2 separate regions of the Homo sapiens genome follow, and region 1 is linked to region 2. The links are chromatin contacts, found by Hi-C or POLR2A ChIA-PET in ENCODE. All regions are on one chromosome and are shown on one strand. Each heading gives the region's core, a stretch centred on a gene start or an enhancer-like site at or near the end of the contact. The rest is flanking DNA. Distances are from core to core; before and after follow the strand shown. Region 1 holds the start of LINC02399 (long intergenic non-protein coding RNA 2399). Region 2 has its middle 68 kb from the start of LINC02399.

Evidence for each region. Hi-C counts contacts between places; a loop is a spot of excess contacts on that map. ChIA-PET counts read pairs that join two places held with the same protein, here RNA polymerase II (POLR2A). Pooled maps may share reads with other maps.
Region 1: a loop to region 2 is called in a map of B cell, with 11 times the contacts of the local background. The contact joins the promoter of LINC02399 here to the enhancer-like site in region 2. A Hi-C loop is called at or near these places in 11 of 168 maps with a recorded cell type or tissue (B cell, CD4-positive, alpha-beta T cell, CD4-positive, alpha-beta memory T cell and 6 more), 25 of 37 single-sample maps with no recorded cell type and 18 of 50 pooled maps. POLR2A ChIA-PET finds 5 or more read pairs at or near these places in 9 of 52 experiments (AG04450, BJ, CD4-positive, alpha-beta memory T cell and 6 more).

The regions. Positions count from the first base shown.
Region 1 is chr12:89,945,434-89,949,377 of GRCh38, reverse strand. LINC02399 (long intergenic non-protein coding RNA 2399) reads right to left here and starts at 1,685. Exons shown (of 3, transcript NR_135019.1): 1 at 1,626-1,685; 2 at 1,130-1,217. All of the region lies in intron 6 of LOC105369890 (a long non-coding RNA gene), which reads right to left.
Region 2 is chr12:89,877,963-89,882,219 of GRCh38, reverse strand. No RefSeq gene overlaps it. Among named protein-coding and RNA genes, the nearest start is that of LINC02399, 68 kb to the left of the region's middle. RefSeq lists enhancers at 1,332-1,401, 1,482-1,611. Within about 2 kb of position 1,344, at least 9 of the 41 ENCODE cell types and tissues checked have a DNase peak (open chromatin) inside an H3K27ac peak, as active enhancers do; they include B cell, CD4-positive, alpha-beta T cell, CD8-positive, alpha-beta T cell and 3 more, where a contact is called at or near this core.

The DNA.
Region 1 (3,944 bases), core at 436-2,935, 67 kb before region 2:
GTACAAAAGGGACAACTAACATATACTTTCTCAGACACATATTATTTCATTTACCCCTCCCAATAACCCTTTGAAGTAATATTGTTATTGTCATTTTTGAATGAGGAAATTAAAATTAAAATCACAGAGAGAGAGACAGTAAGTGCTTTTTAAAAGGGCCCTTAGTCCCTCAAGAACAGAAAAATAGGAATTTTATTATTTCAGTTGTTTATGAAGTAAACTAAAATGTATATAGTTCCTAGCAACTTAGCAAAAGTATGATTTTTTAAAACATAAAGAAGAGGACAACTGTGCCATTCATTGCACCACAAAAGCAAAGTTATGTAGAGACAAGAGTACAAAAACAAGGGCCTTTGCTCTGTTGTTTGTTGAAAAGGAAGTGTCATTATATTGGTAAAAACAGCCCTGTCCTTTCATTCAATGGAAAGAAATCAGAAATCCAACCTGGAACAGGCTTGGGCTCAGTGGAAAAATCATGTCCCAGTGCAAAAGTAATGGCTGTTGTAGATTAATAACCATTTACAGCTTTTTATCTTGGTTAAACTGCTATCTTCCAGACTGTAAAAGATAACCTGGGCTTGTTGCAGAGCTTTTTAAAGAAAACACTCTGCCTCTTAGGAAATCCGTCTCCCTATGCTTTGCTCAGGAGTTTGAAGTCATTCTGTCAATATCTTGGAAATAACATTTCTGAAAAGCAGATTATTAGCCCTGAGTTACATCTTCCACCAGTGGAATATTTGCCTTGCCTAAATAGCAGGTGGGGCTTAAAAGTGAGAGAATATCTCTGTAGAGAATTTCTGAGCTTTCCATTACTGAAACACAAAGATGTATTTTAGGAAATTGCAGAACTGCTGCATCCAAATCAACTCAACACTTAATAAGAAAAGCACAGAATCTATCATTATTCCTATTAGCAATGAGTATATATGAGTGGATTTCACCTTGGAGATTCTCAGAGCAAAAAATTTACAAGCTGTTCTCTATATACAACAAGACTTTGCCCACACTAATAACTGGAGACTTCATAAACTGTAAGGCACAAAACCTATCACAGTATAGCTGGGGAGATTTTAAGATCAAATATAATTATTCAACAAGCAGAATCAAAAGACTCCATGTCTATACACACTTGGTAAACAGCCAGGATGTAAACTGTCAGCCCCAGGATTCAGTGTTTCCCTGTATCTTGCATACTCTACGCAGTTTGCTCTGAATCACTGTTTAAAAAAAAAAAAAAATTCCAATGATTCATTCTCCTCTAATCTTAGTAGAAAGCATTTCCACACCAAAGTGGACTTTATTTTTTCTTCCACTCTCAGTCAGCATGGAGTGAGACAGAAGGTCAGGAGCCTGTTTGCTAATCCTTTCTCTGCCACAAATCACAAATCACCTCTAAGACCTGGAGTAAGTAACTTCTCATCTTGGCCTTCCTGCCTTCCTTCATCTGTAGAGTGTGGGGGTTGAGCAGGAGGATTTTGAAAGCCCCTTCCAACTTGAGGATTCCGTGATAATATAAAGCTGTTCCCCGGTGTCTGGCAAAACTCCTAGTTTCTGTCTCTCTTGTTTCCTGACGTACAGTTAAATTATGGGTCCCTCAACTGAATTTCAATAAAAAAGGCTCTTACCCAGGGTTAATTGCAAGTTTTGAAAGGGGGAAGGGAAGAGCCCACATGAAGAGTTGCTGAGAGCCCAGCAATTGCTACCAGGACTAGAATCAGCATATCTGTTTTGCCAAAATTCTTCTCTGAGGTCACAAAGCCCAATCCTCTTAATAAAAGAAGCAGGTTCAGCTAGAATTTTCCCACCCAGTCTAACAATGATGGAATTTCAAGACATTGTTCAGTTGCTGTCATAGGAAATTGAAGTTTTTAGATCGAAGCTGGTATTACTAGTATCTCTTGTTGAGAGGCAAACCAGAAACAATAAACTTTTATCCAGAAAAGAAAAAGTGTTTATTTAAACCCAGAAGTATCTATTGCTGTATCTCAATATGCCCAGCCGCAGGGCCACAGTAAGAGGTTCATAGCTGAGCCCTTCCTGCTCTGCCCACATCATACCAAACATGTTAATACATACATACATACCCAATCTCATCCTAAACATAACATTTTTCTTTATGCTGCAAAAGGATTTTTATAATTTTGTTTTTGAAACTTTCATTTTGCAGTGTATTTCTATTTTGTAGCCTATAATTTTTTCCAGTTTTCAAATATTTTCATCAGCTTTTAAAAAGTTTCACGTCTATAGTGCCCAATAAATTAAAATCTCCCTGATTAACCTTACGTTCAACATTCTTCTGAAAATACACCAGACCATCAGAACTGGCCACATAGTAAAAGTCACAATCAAAGAAGCCTCTTCCAGATACCGCACAAGGCAGCTACATTCCCTGAAGCCAAACTATATTCTGGAGACTTCAACGTCAAGTAGGCTGGGTTCCAATTTGACACCAGGATCCTTAACATCTGGGAAGACCAAATTTGGGAAAAGAAACAAAAGTAATAAGTTTCCCTTCAGAATATAAGTTTGAGAACCATTCAAATATGGACTTCATACCCTTCTAGAAGCTGATTCTTCCTATCTCATTATACATTGACCTTTGAAATGGAGCTTTGCCCTGTATACTGTAGCTGTATTGAATGGTGCTTCAAGTTCCTGGGATGGGAGTTTTCAGGCAAAGCAACCTGGCACCAGGGAAGGCGGGGATTGTAAACCAGAAACTGTACTGTACTTGGTATTGGAAAAATAATCAGTCTGCCAGAACAGACATCTTCTGTATTCCGACACCTAGTATCTAATCTAGAAAACATTCTGATTGTTCTCACTCATTTTTTTCCATGACAAAACCGTTGCCTCAAGAGGGGGAAAAAAATCCCTGATAATCTTGATTACATTAAGGGGTCAAAGATCCATTTAGGACAGCTATTCTTATCCAGCGTCATTTTCAACATCAATAACATATTTCAATAAGGCTCTCTTTGAGTGTTTCAAAGCAAAATCACCTTGAGCCTTCATGCAATGGACTAAGTCAATAAAGTCCATTGAAAATTGAGATGGAAAACCTGTTTAAGAATGTGCAGTTTAGAATCACATGTGTGAGAAATTTCTTCTTAATATGTCCTGGCCCCGTGATTAATGCTACATTTTTCCCAGATCTTTCATGGCTGAGTCTTGGTTAGCACCCAAAAATGTACTATCATGCTTAGAGACCTACCCGGAGTAAGTGGGTATTCTACCCCTAACCCAAAACCAGTACACATGCCTGACAGAGGAATAGAATATGTGAAATTCACACTTTCCTGGAATATCCAAAACATATGATCTCCATGCCAGAGAAGAATCCTCTATGAAATGATATTTAGGGGACAAATGGTAAAATGCTTTCCACAGCCACATTCAGTTTCTACTGATAAATCTGCCTTCTTTTATCCAGGATGGAGGGAAATGGCAGAGAGGGGTGAGGGTACTGGGAACCAGCATTGTCAGCCTACACAACTCTTCTCTTCCAAGGAAAGAACAGCACAAACTGCAAAGAAAGGAGAGAGACTTGCGGACAAACTAATTTCAGTTTTTCACGTCTACTCACTCTTGAAATGAAAATCATAGCACATCGATCCAGTTCTGTATTTCAGAAATGTGCTGCCTGGCCTTTTCCTGAGTTGTCTATTATTCCATTAGACAAAATGATAGAAATTTCTATAATTTAAAAGTGACTGGCCCAACCTACCTTTTTTATGGTGATGGGTTTTTTTAATTCAATTGGAAGTAGTACCAGGTAAAATAGAAGCTCTTATCCCTGATTTAATAGCAAATGGATAGTAGTCTGCATATTTGTTTGGTAAGTTATTTTTTAAATATTTACACTCATACAGTCTTATGTGGGTATCACTGACTATGTGATATATTAATTGTGTCATGTCTTTTCTATTAATTGTACATTGGGT
Region 2 (4,257 bases), core at 95-2,594:
TTAGTTCTATGAGCCACTAAGCTCTCTTTATGGCCTTTGCCTGTCAGAGCTGGATTTCTGTTACTTAAAAACAGACAGAACCCTGACTTATACAGAGACTGTGGTCAGAAATTTTGAGGAAATGCTTCAAACTTTATCTCTCTTGCAAATTCTTATTGTGCACTAACTTATTAAAAGATCTGGGAAAATCCACTGGAAGGAAACTTGTTTATCTTTGTTGACCACTGTTTTCAGTCTTGGTTGATGATGGAACCTCCTTTCACCCAACACCTATGAACATATTTGGGAGTGGGATACTCATCTAGGGCATGGTGGAAAAAGAATTGTCAAAAAATATGTGCTGATCACTCTTGTTTGACTCCAGCAGCATTCCAGAAGAAGAAAGCCATTAAGTGAAGTAGTCTCCTATTTATCAGATGAGCAAGTCTAAATGAGTAGGGAGCTGAGGTTCATCCTCCTTTGCATCCTATATCCCCACTGCACAAGGGCAGGATGGTGGACATCTACCATCTCTTTAAATGGCAAATTCTAAGGTGCTTACGATAACTTGCCGGTCCTTCCCTCTGCCATGTTCTAATATGTCAGTGGTTTTTCCTGACTTCATTTCTCTCTTAGTCTGTTGGTGCTGCCATAACAAAATGTCTGATATTGGGTAATCTATAAGGAACATAATTTTTTTTCATGGACCCACAGCCTGGAAAGTCTAAAATCAAGGCACTGACAGGTTCAGTGTCTGGTGAGGGCCTGGTCTCTGCTTCCAAAATGGCACTTTGAACCCTGTTCTCACGTGGCAGAGCCCTCATGACCTAATCACCTACTAATGGCCTCACCCCTTAAGATTGTTGCATTGGAGATTAACTTTCAAACTGAATTTTGGAGGTGACACAAATACTCAAACTATAGCATGCTGCCCCTCATCCCCCAAAATTCATGTTATTCTCACATAAAAAATAAATTCATTCTATCCTAATAGCCCCAAAAGTCTTAACTCATTCCAGCATAAACTTTAAGTCTAAGTCTAACATCTAATCTAAATATCACCTAAATCATATATAGGTGAGATTCAAGGTATGACTCATCCTGAGATAAATTGTTCTCAAGCTGTGAACCTATGAAATCAAACAAGTTCTATGATTCCAAAATATAATGGTAGGACAGGTACAAAACAGATATTATTTCCATCTCTGAAGGGAGAAGTAAGAAAGAAGAAACGGGTAATAGGTCCCAAGTAAGTCTAACACCCAACAGGCAAATAACATTAAATCTTGAGGCCTGAAAACAACCTTCTTTGACCACATCCTGTGAGGCTTGTGTCCCCAAGACTCTAGGGGACTCCACCCCCATGGCTCTTCCGAGTGCAGCCTATGCAATAGCTCGCATATGTTTGAGTCAAATGCCTTCAGCTCTGCCAGGCTGAAACAGCATTCTGGAGGCTCTACCGTTTTAAGATCTCAGAGATCTTCAACAATAAGATTCCCCACTCCCATGACTCTGCTGGTCATGTTCCTAGCAGGACATCCTGTGAGGATTTGTCCCCAAGACTCTAGGGAACTCCACCCCCATGGCTCTTCTGAGTACAGCCAGAGTATCCCACTCCCAAATACGTTCATAGGTGTTGGGTGACAGGAGACCTCATCATCAACCAAGATTGAAAACTGTGGTCAACAAAGATAAACAAGTTTCCTTACAGTGGATTTTCCCAAATCTTTTAATAAGTTAGTGCACAATAAGAATCTGCAAAAGACAGATTCTAGTTTGTGCTACAGATAAATAGTTTGAAGGATTTCCCCAAAATTTCTGACCACATAAACAAATGATATAAAATTTACATAGTAATCTGATTTTTAAAGGAAGGGATTCTTTAATAATTTCTTATTTATTTTCGTTCTGAGAGTAAAAATCAGCATACTCATCACTTATATAATATAAATTTGAGAAGAGCTCTTCATGAATTCCCCATTCAATTATTTTATCTTTAAATAAAAGGTGAATCGTGTTAAGCATTTTAATCAACTCTTTGGAAAGCCATCATAAATACATTTCTCCGTTTATGAGTAACATGGAAAATAAGCGCTGACACAAGATAATCCTAAAGATTACTGCTATTCAATAGCCTTGTGTACTTCACTCTTTGGGTGTTTAATAAATACTTGCTGCTTGATTAACTTTAAGGAATAGAAAGATTCTCTCACTAGTGTGAACAAAAGAAGTGATTGTCACACACCCTGTGTTCTGCTTTTATTCCCTTTCATTTTTTTTTCTTATGTCTGCTAGAATAAGAAATAAAAAAAATAGAGAAGTTCATGTTTGGAAAAATATGAGTACTTAACATGGATATGAATAAATTATTACCAAACTGCATGTAGCATGAGTATATAACATTGAGTCAAAATTAATGTAACAGAACTTAAAACTGGTCAAAAATTCACTGTATCTCCTAGAATTTGGAGAATCGGTCAAATTTTACTAATATTTTGAACATGTAACCATATTTGAGTAATATTGCTTTCATTAGAAATTTTCTCTTTAACCTAAAATGCATGCTAAGTTTTTTCTGAACCCTTAAGCATGCTTCTATTATCTACAAGATAATTTTTACCCCACTTAATTCAGTCAATGGGTATTTATTAAATACCCCCTATCTGCCAGGTACTGTGTCTGCAATGAAAAAAACACACATGTCCCAGCCCTTATAAAACTTGTATACTGGTAAACAGTCTCAGATTGTATAATATAAACCATTGGCAAAATGGAGTTCTGCTTTCAGAAAAAAGTGTACTTTATAGCAAACTTGGCTAAAACACAAATATTCCAGTAAATAGGGCATAACTGCCTGTGCTGTTTTAGAGACACAATTCTGAAACCAAACACTGACTTTGAGTGAAGTAGAGCTTAGTTCAAATTCGGCTCTGCTCCTTTTTGGATTCATGACTCTATCTATAAAATCAGATTAATAACCCTAAATTCACAGGCATAATGTGAAAATTACATGGAATTTGTACAAGGAAGATTAAGTAGTAAGCCCCCCAAAAGTGACAGCTCTTGATACTGCTACTACTTCTGCTTATATCTTACTTTGTAAATCAGAAGTTTGAATTGAAACCAGAAAAACCTCAATGCTTGTAGAGGGCATGTCCTGGTACATTTACATATATCCGGAATTTTTTATTTAAATATCCTTGTTCATAAAGCCTTTCTAATTACAAAAGCCACTGTTTTTCCTTTTAACACTCTTTTATAGTCTTAGAATAGTGCAGTACTTTTCAAACTTAACAACTTCTGGACCTTAAATTGAAGAGTACTGCACTGTATATATTTGAACCAATGACTTTCAGTAAGTGTGAGTGTGTGTGTAAGTGTGTGAGGGTGGAAGACACTTCAGTGCTTCCTTCCCAGGATTATTAATGTGAATTAACTATTAACTGATCAGTAATAAAGATGATGCAGTGAGAGAGAGTCAAGTTGAAACTGGACTGACTTCCAAGGTTATATCCTAATATCAGTAATTGCTTTGTAACTCTTAGGAAAATCCCTAATTTGACTTATTTTCATTCACTTTAAAAACCATAATCAATTATAAGTTATATTTCAATCCATTCCAGTTGAGTTTTCTTTTCTTTTCTTTTTCTGAGACAGAGTCTTGCTCTGTCGCGTAGGCTGGAGTGCAGTGGTGCGATCTCTACTCACTGCAACCTCCGCCTCCCGGGTTCTCGAACTCCTGACCTCAAGTGATCTGCCTGCCTCTGCTTCCCTAAGTGCTGCAGTTGAGTTTTCTTACCACTTCTAAGTAACACACATAGAAACTTGCTTCTCCTTCACCAAATGTTTGAAGAGGACATTTAGAAACTGTTACTCCTTGATAGCAGTAGAAGGATCACTTCAAATTAGAGTTGGAGAGAGTCTGATTTACAGAATGACAGTCTTAAAGCATTTAAAATGAAGATTATTTGGCAATTACCTAGGAAAGATTAAATATGTAGTAATAGTTTTATTAGTGTTTGCATTACAGGATTTACTGCTGTTTGTGTATTTGGTCACATGTTCCTTTTTTCCAATCAAATATTTGTGTTTTAATATGACAAAAAGTGATCAATTATAAATTTGATTAAAATAAAATTTCTAAAATGAATTCTAACATTTCCTTCCTATGAATAAGTACTTGTTAAATCTTTAAAATCACATATAAAGACCTATTTCCAAACAATAGGATTTCTTTTTCCATTACATATGATGATACGCCTGGCCAGAGCAGCCACA